Linked DNA regions of Homo sapiens: regions 1 and 2 are each linked to region 3. A link is an interaction called in ENCODE POLR2A ChIA-PET data of the cell type or tissue named here. Cell type or tissue: Caco-2. All regions are shown on one strand.

Evidence for each region. ChIA-PET counts read pairs that join two places held together with the same protein. Peaks named below come from ENCODE experiments on the same cell type or tissue, not always from the same donor. Only the 100,000 strongest peaks of a DNase experiment are listed, where the experiment ranks them.
Region 1: POLR2A ChIA-PET joins it to region 3 with 33 read pairs; 32 of 35 experiments call an interaction of 5 or more read pairs at or near these places.
Region 2: POLR2A ChIA-PET joins it to region 3 with 15 read pairs; 15 of 35 experiments call an interaction of 5 or more read pairs at or near these places.

What each region holds. Positions count from the first base shown.
Region 1 is chr11:118,911,308-118,913,807 of GRCh38, reverse strand. The region is part of intron 2 of BCL9L (BCL9 like); the gene reads left to right. Among named protein-coding and RNA genes, the nearest start is that of MIR4492, 1.8 kb to the right of the region's middle. RefSeq lists enhancers at 1-78, 757-1,298, 1,299-1,840, 916-2,115, 2,383-2,500. In Caco-2, no CTCF peak of the experiment used is centred here; DNase peaks (open chromatin) are centred at 787, 1,357, 1,767 and 2,387; H3K4me3 peaks cover 1,770 bases.
Region 2 is chr11:118,714,656-118,717,155 of GRCh38, reverse strand. The region is part of intron 2 of LOC124902766 (endogenous retrovirus group K member 7 Env polyprotein-like); the gene reads left to right. Among named protein-coding and RNA genes, the nearest start is that of TREH, 36 kb to the right of the region's middle. RefSeq lists enhancers at 1-754, 755-1,560. In Caco-2, no CTCF peak of the experiment used is centred here; DNase peaks (open chromatin) are centred at 1,075, 1,805 and 2,074.
Region 3 is chr11:118,789,657-118,792,156 of GRCh38, reverse strand. DDX6 (DEAD-box helicase 6) reads left to right here and starts at 993. Exons shown (of 14, transcript NM_004397.6): 1 at 993-1,059. RefSeq lists enhancers at 1-161, 778-887, 2,198-2,377, 1,836-2,393 and silencers at 218-507, 958-1,287, 1,918-1,997. In Caco-2, CTCF peaks have their summits at 1,386 and 1,585 (motif pointing right); DNase peaks (open chromatin) are centred at 346, 966 and 1,496; H3K4me3 peaks cover 2,500 bases.

The DNA.
Region 1 (2,500 bases), 120 kb before region 3:
CAGAGAGAGGACTGGAGAGCTTCTTGCTCCTCCCTTGCCCTGGGCTAACCCCTGGCCCTTGCCTCTGTTGGGGTACCAAGCTTTTGGCACTCCTCTCTCCCAGAGCCTTGGGCGGGTGGGGTGGGCGGGGGTGGGCTGTGGTTTCCTGTGTTGGTTGTTTGTGCCTGGCCCAGAGTGCCCGCCGCCTGCCTGGGCTTCCTGCCCTGTCTTGTTTCCTTGTGCCCCCCACCCCCTCTCTACCCCTCCCCCTGTGGGAGGGAGCAGCTGGGGATTGGGTAGCTGTCTTTGGGGGCACCCCACTGCCAGGCCATGATTGCTTCCCAAGGCCCGGCCACACTGACAATGACTGTAGGAGCCAAGAGAAGTGAGGTGACCTCAGGCCTGTCCAAGCAATGCCACTTGTCTGTGCAGGCTCCAGAAGGGACAGTGGGCCAGAATGGGCAAAACCGCCGATCACCCCCCAGTACCCTGTTCAACAATCCCAGACTAGAAAGGTCTGGGACCAGGAGTTTCCCTGGTCCTGTGGAGCTGGGGTTGTCTGACATTACCCTAGGGCTGCAGGTGGGGTGGGGCTGGAAACTCCCAGGGAAAACCTCCCAAGCAAAAATGGCTGATTTGCATGGTCTCCTTTGGCACAGAGTCGGGGGAAGTGTGGAGAGCTACTAGGAACCAGGGCCATGGGAAGGCCCCCTAAGCCTGGAAGTCCCCACATCGAGGGTCCCAGAGCAGCACCTTGGTCCTTGAGCAGATTTCCTGCTGGGCTACGAATCCTTGACCTCCCTGCCCGCTGAGTCACCACCTCAGGAAGAGGAAGTGACCTGAGTGGTGGAGAGAGCTTCTGAGGACTGAGGGGTCCTGACACCCAGGAGAAAGGGGATTTGGGACCCTGTCGTCTCGGGCGCTGTATCTCCCTGAGCCAGAGGCCAAGGATCTCGTTCGCCCTGTTGTCCCCAGCAGGGTCCTGGGCTTTCACGTCATCACAGGGGGCCCTGGCAGCTCAGGAGCATGAACCCTCCAAAACATTTCCTCACTGCCTCTTTGGGGTGGTTTTGAGCTAGGCAGTGACACTGCTGGGCCAGCTGGTGAGCCAAGCAGAGGCTCCCAACGTGGGGGCAGCTAGGAGCAGGCAGGTTGCCACTGGATGTGTGAACGCCTGCCCTACCTGTGGTAGTTGTGTGTGGAGCAGAGCCGGTGTGTCATACCTGGAGGCTCTGGGCATCTGAGCCTTCCTCAGCTCCCTCCCCCAGCTAGGATCAAGTCCACTTTAACCCTTAGCAACCCTTAGGCTGCTAGCTCCTACCCTCGCGTCACTCGGGGTGGGGGAGCGGATGGATATCTCAGGCCCTTTGTCAAGCCGCCTCTTCCGCTCCTCCGATTCATTCTCCTGGTATGCGCCTGGCCTTCCACTCAGGTGACTCGCACCTGCTCCCTGTTTGTGAGCTTGCTACCCCTCCCCACCTAACCCCCTAAGAGGGAGGCACGGTGACGTGTTCCCAGAGCCCCATCCCTTTGCTTTCTCGTACCTCAAGGGCCCCTGGCCTGGTACTAGCAAGCCCCCTTCACTGGGTGCTTTAAAATTGCATTGGGCTGGGATCAGCCCTCTTGGCTTCCCATCACCAGGCCTTCCAGGTGTCTTCGGAGACTGTGAGTGTGTGGAGGAGGAGGGGTCTTCGGGAGCTGGGGCAGACTCTTGAGGGGCAAAGGGGGGAGGTGTGAGATGGGAAAGTCCTGACTCATCCACGCTTGACTCAGCTCGCCCTGCGGCGGGGTGGGAGAGAGGGGGTGGAGTCCCGGAGGGGAGGGTGACTGGAAGAGTCTTCTGGGGAGGAGCCTAGGCCTGAACGGCCACTGGAGAGGACTGATTTTCTAATAGCCCCTTCCCAAATTCTTACAGGTTCTCAATTTTTGAGGCTGTGAACATAGGTAGTGAGTGGCCCTTGCCCTGCCCCTCCCCCCTTATGGGGGACCTGGGCACTGTGGCTGGAATGTGGGAAGCCCAACTATCTGATGCAGGCTCAGAGGAGCAGTCATGGCTGGCGTGGGGAGGTGGGGTCACTGCAGTGTCTGGAATGAGGGTCCGTCCCCACACTGCCACATACTGGATATGTGACTCAAGGTCACGCCACTTCCTTTTCCCAGACCTCAGTTTCCTCGTTGAAATGGGGTCGATCCTTTTGAGAATCAGCGAGCTGGTGAAGGGAGAGCCTGAGATGCATGCCAGCCAGGAGCCTGCTCAGAGCCCTGGTATCTCAGTGACTCCAGCCTCTGCCTCTGCTCTTCCCTGGTTGTGATGGAGAAGCTGGGGGTGGCGGGCTGCTTCCCAGGCAGGTCCTGGACTTTGGAACCTTCCCCCAGGAGCCTTCCTCCCCAGAGACACGGCTGGAGTGGCGAAGGCCAATGTGCCCTAGGGTTAAGTTGGGGTTAGACTCCCGCAGGGTGGCAGGTGGGGCCCCCTCACCCCCAGGTCCCCGCCCAGCCTCCAGCAGCCCCGCAGGGAGCA
Region 2 (2,500 bases), 75 kb after region 3:
CCCACCCCTATCTCTCTTCACTGACTCTCTTTTTGGACTCAGCCTGCCTGCACCCAAGTGATTAAAAGCTTTATTGCTCACACAAAGCCTGTTTGGTGGTCTCTTTACACGGACGTGCATGAAAGTGGCCGGGCACAGTGGCTCAGGCCTGTAATCCCAGCACTTTGGGAGGCCGAGGCAGCTGGATCACAAAGTCAGGAGTTTGAGACTAGCCTGACCAACATGGTGAAACCCTGTCTCTACTAAAAATACAAAAATTAGCCGAGTGTGGTGGCATGCACCTGTAATCCCAGCTACTCAGGAAGCTGAGGCAGGAGAATCGCTTGAACCTGGGAGGCGGAGGTTGCAGTGAGCCAAGATCACGCTATTGCACTCCAGCCTGGGTGACAGAGAGAGACGCCATCTCAAAAAATAAAAATAAAAAGTAAAGGGGAAAAAGCAGGCAGGAGGGGAAAGGGAACATTAAAAAAAAAAAAAAGAGGGAGGATATGGTCACTTTGTTTTGCGGCTTTGTTTAAGCTCACTGAATCCACATGTTGCACAGGAAAAAAAGGGAGTAGAAGGCCGGGCACGGTGGCTCACGCCTGTAATCCCAGCACTTTGGGAGGCCGAGGTGGGAGGATCACCTGAGGTCAGGAGTTTGAGACCAGCCTGGCCAACAAGGCGAAACCCCATCTCTAATAAAAATACAAAAATTAGCCAGGCGTGGTGATGCACGCCTGTAATCCCAGCTACTGGGGAGGCTGAGGCAGGAGAATCGCTTGAACCCGGGAGGCAGAAGTTGCAGTGAGCCAAGATCACACCACTGCACTCCAGCCTGGGTGACAGAACAAGACTCCGTCTCAAAAAAAGAAAAAAAAAAAAGGGGGTGGGGGCGGGGGGTAAAAGGAACAGTCAATTCTGTATTCATCTCACATGGTAAATTGGCACTTTACATAAGACAAAATAAACAGAGTACAGGAAACAGTCAAATATGCATTTATCTTGGAGTGGGTGGGGACGATGATTTCTAGTCTCCTCTTGTCCCTTACCTACCCTCATCCCCCGCCTGCAAAGATAAGCTGTTAATTTACATTGTCAGGGTGAAGGAGGCCACCTGTGGCCTTCCATCTGCAGCTATCAGTTTAGAAACAAAAGGAAAGGCACTTGTTCCCGCCCCCTCCCGTGACTCAGCTTCCACACTTAACTTTTCCTTTTTGGCATAGTGAATTTGGGCTCCCAAGATTTTATTCTTCCTTTCACACTTTCTGGCTTATCAAGTTGCTCATTTACTTCTCAAGGTCAGCTAGGTGCCTGGAATTTCCCTTGAAGGAAGGAACTCAAGGTTTTTGTTTTATTTCCATGCTGGGGTGGTCGGGGGAGCAGCCACAGGCCTCTAAGGAGGAATCCTGCTCTGTCTCAATCACAGGGTCTCTGCTAAGAGAATGCAGCCTTCTAACATGCTGCTAGACACAGGCAGGATGAAACACTCCAGTCTGGTGGAACAAAACCTAAATCAAGCTTGTCCAACCCACAGCCCACAGAGTGCATGTGTCCCGAGACAGCCTTGAATGCGGCCCAATGCAAATTCTCAAACTTTCTTAAAACATCATGAGATTTTTTTGTGATTTTTTTTTTTTTTTTAGCTCATCAGCTATCGTTAGTGTATTTTATGTGCAGCCCAAGGCAATTCTTCTTCCAGAGCAGCCCAGGGAAGCCAAAAGATGGGGCAACCCTGAAAATCAAGTCACTGCAGTGTGGTTTCACAACCTTTTACACAGGCCTCAGAGCTAAGCTAGTGCAGGGATCCAGGGCCTGTGGCCTGAGACAGGCCAGGCCCCTTTGGGAAGGACCCTGCAATGTGCCACAGGTAACCTGTGACTCTTCCCCACGCCCTCACCCTCCCACCCCATATGCACAGAGGGATCTGCAGCCATTCCCCAGGGTAACGGGGGCAGTCACTGTGTGCAGGGGCAGATGTGGGTTTGGGGGCTGTAAATAAAAAATAAAATTCTAAGGCCCCCCTAATCATCTGAATGGACCCCTCCTCTTGGCCAAAGACATTCCAAAGTTAACCTGAAAAACTAGTTCAGGCCATGATAGAAAAGGAGGTTGGACATGCCTCATTATCCCTCCAGCATCAACATCAACACAAACCTTACCTCTGATAAGAAACATTTACAATCTATTCTCTCTGAAGCCTGCTACATGGAGGCTTCATTTACATGATAAAACCTTGATCTCCACATCCACTTATCATAACCCAGACATTCCTTTTTTACTGATAACTGTTTTTTTTTTTTTTTTTTTTTTTTTTTTTGGAGACAGAGTTTTGCTGTTGTTGCCCAGGCTGGAGTGCAATGGTGTGATCTCGGCTCACCACAACCTCTGCCTCCTGGGTTCAAGCGATTCTTCTGCCTCAGCCTCCTGAGTAGCTGGGATTACAGGCATGTGTCACCATGCCCGGCTAATTTTGTATTTTTAGTAGAGACAGGGTTTCTCCATGTTGGTCAGGCTGGTC
Region 3 (2,500 bases):
CCTCTCCCGGCGCACGCTCAAGTCCGGTGCCTTCCCCCCGCAGACCCCCGAGGCGCACCCTCAAGCTCGGTGCCTCTGCGCCCCCCGCAGGGGCGCCCTCAAGCCTGGTACCCTTCACATGAGAGCCCCCCGGGCGCACCCTCAAGCTCGGTGTACCCCCCCATACCACCCGCAGGCGCGCCCTCATGCCCGAAGACTTCCCCCGCCCAGGTGCACCCTCAAGCCCGGTGCCTTCCCCCACAACCAGCGCCCCCAGGCGCACCCTCAAGCCCGGAGCCTACCCGCCGCCAGGCGCGCCCTACAGGCTCGCCCCGTCCCACCGCGCAGCGCCCCCCGCGCACTCTCTGGAGTCCTCCCTCCTGCCTGGTGCGGCCTCCGGGCCCGGTCGGCCCCCCTTCCTGCCCCCACACTCAGACGCGCGCCCGGCGTCTCCGGGTCGCTAGTTCCGCGCCTTCCTGCATGGAGGCGCGCCCCGAGAGGCTCGGACGCGGCCCCTTAGGCCCGGCATCAGCCTCCCCGGCCAGCTGGAGAAGTCAGGTCAGCTTCCTGTCCCCGAGCAGCTGCCCGGGGGCCAGTTTTCAAAACATATCCTTAGTCATGTAATAAAGAGATGTTCCTCTGGTCTCAACTCCCGATTTTTACTTTGGAGGGGCGAAGGCAGGCCTACCCTTGCCAGCCACCATTTCTCAATCACGTCGCGGCTGTGGAAAAGCAGCCGTCCTGTCCCTTCAGAAAGGAACTCGTATTTCCCCCTCGAACTTTTCTCGTCGGTGTGAGAGAAGGGCCCTCCATTTTCTCCTCAGGAAGCTTTCGCGGCCCGACTTCCTCTCACCACCAGGCCAGGAAGGCAGTGACGCCGCGGCGAATATAGCCGCGGCGGCCGAGGTTTCGCCATCTTGAGTGGAGGAGGAGCCGCGGTCGCCGCCATGCGGAGAGGCAGGGAAAGAGGGAGGAGGCGGCGGGCGGGCGAACGGGCGAGCGAGGGAGGGGGCAGAGGAGCCGAGTTAGCTCAGCCAGGCGGCGACTTCGGCGGCGCCACGAGAGCGGGCAGCGGAGGAGGTAGGGCTGGACAGCCGGGGGAGCCGGCGGCTCGGGCGGCTGGCCTGCGCGCCCCTCGGAGCGGGGCGGGGGCGGGGGCGAGAGGAGGCCGTAGCGAGAGGGCTGGGTGGGGGCGGGCGGAGGTTTCCGAGGAGGAAGGAGCGTCCGCCATTTTGGGAGCTTCGAGTCAACAATAAAGGACCGAGGGTGCCGAGCGGGAGTGGCCTCGTTGGTAGGACACGGGCCCGAGTCGCGAGGCTTGGGGTGAGGTGGTGGGGTCGAGGTCAGCGGTGCTTTGGGGGCTGTGGGGAGCCCCCCGGGCCGGCTCTGGGGGACTCTCGGGCGGAGGCCTAAGGCCTGGCCGGGCCTGGGGAGGAAGGCGGTCGGCAGCTGTGTGGGGTGGGAGCGCCTGAGAGGAGGCGAATATAGGAATGTGGTGCGCAGCAGGGTCGGCAGGAGGAACAGGCTAAGTACTCGGAGTAGCTTTATCGAAGATGAGGGAATATGAGGCCGAAGGGGGCGGCAAGGACTTAGGGGGATGATGGTGGAGGTTATAGGGTACGAGGCGGCCCTATAGGGGGCGGCAGGGACATGCTGTATTGGAGGGCTCGGTTTAGAAGCAAACCGGCCGCTGCTTGATTGCAGTAGGCCTTGCGGGTCAATAACAAGAGGGTATTTATGGAGCCCCCGACTCTTGGAGGAAAGGAGGGGGATTTCTGGTTTAGGGGGTCCATTTGGGGCCTCCTTGGGGGAGTCCCTATTGTTTGCTACTAATGGAGCGGTTGCTGGCTCATATTGCGCAGATAAGATTGCAGAGCCCCAACCTTTTGTGTTTATGGTCAGAAGTGTGTGTGTTTGGGGCGTGGGGCGGGGTGCGGGGGGACAAGAAATTTCCTTTCAGTTACGGGGTTCCAGTCATTAGTCAATGACTCTTTCCCGTATCTCTCTCCTTTCTCTTCCTCAGCCCCCATTTCCCTTCAGAATAAAACCCAGTCACTCCAACTTGCAGGCAAAGCTAGAAAAACTGCGCTGCATTTGCAAACAAAAGCTCTTGTTGGCGATGACGATACTGTTTTGGGTGTGAAACTGTCAATTGCTAACTACGATCTGTGAAGTGCTGTAATTAACTCCGCTAGGGGCTCCTCCCAACTAGTCTACGTTTCTTGTTGTTTGTTTTTTGTTTTTTTGTTTTTTGTTTTTGAAAATGTAGAAAACTTGCAAATCTAAATTGGGAAGGGGTAGGAGGAATATTTCCTTCTCTGAGAAAAAGCTGCAGTGCAGGTTTCAGTTTAAGAAGGGAGCAGTTATCACATAGTCTCATTTTGGATTTAAGGATATAGGAGGTCTTACTGTGCATGATGGACAGTAATGATGATATCGTTCGGTCTTTAGAGGTTGCCCTTTTCATCCTCTTAGTGCTCTGCAAACAGCTAAGTCTCTGTGAACTGCGTGATATCGCTGA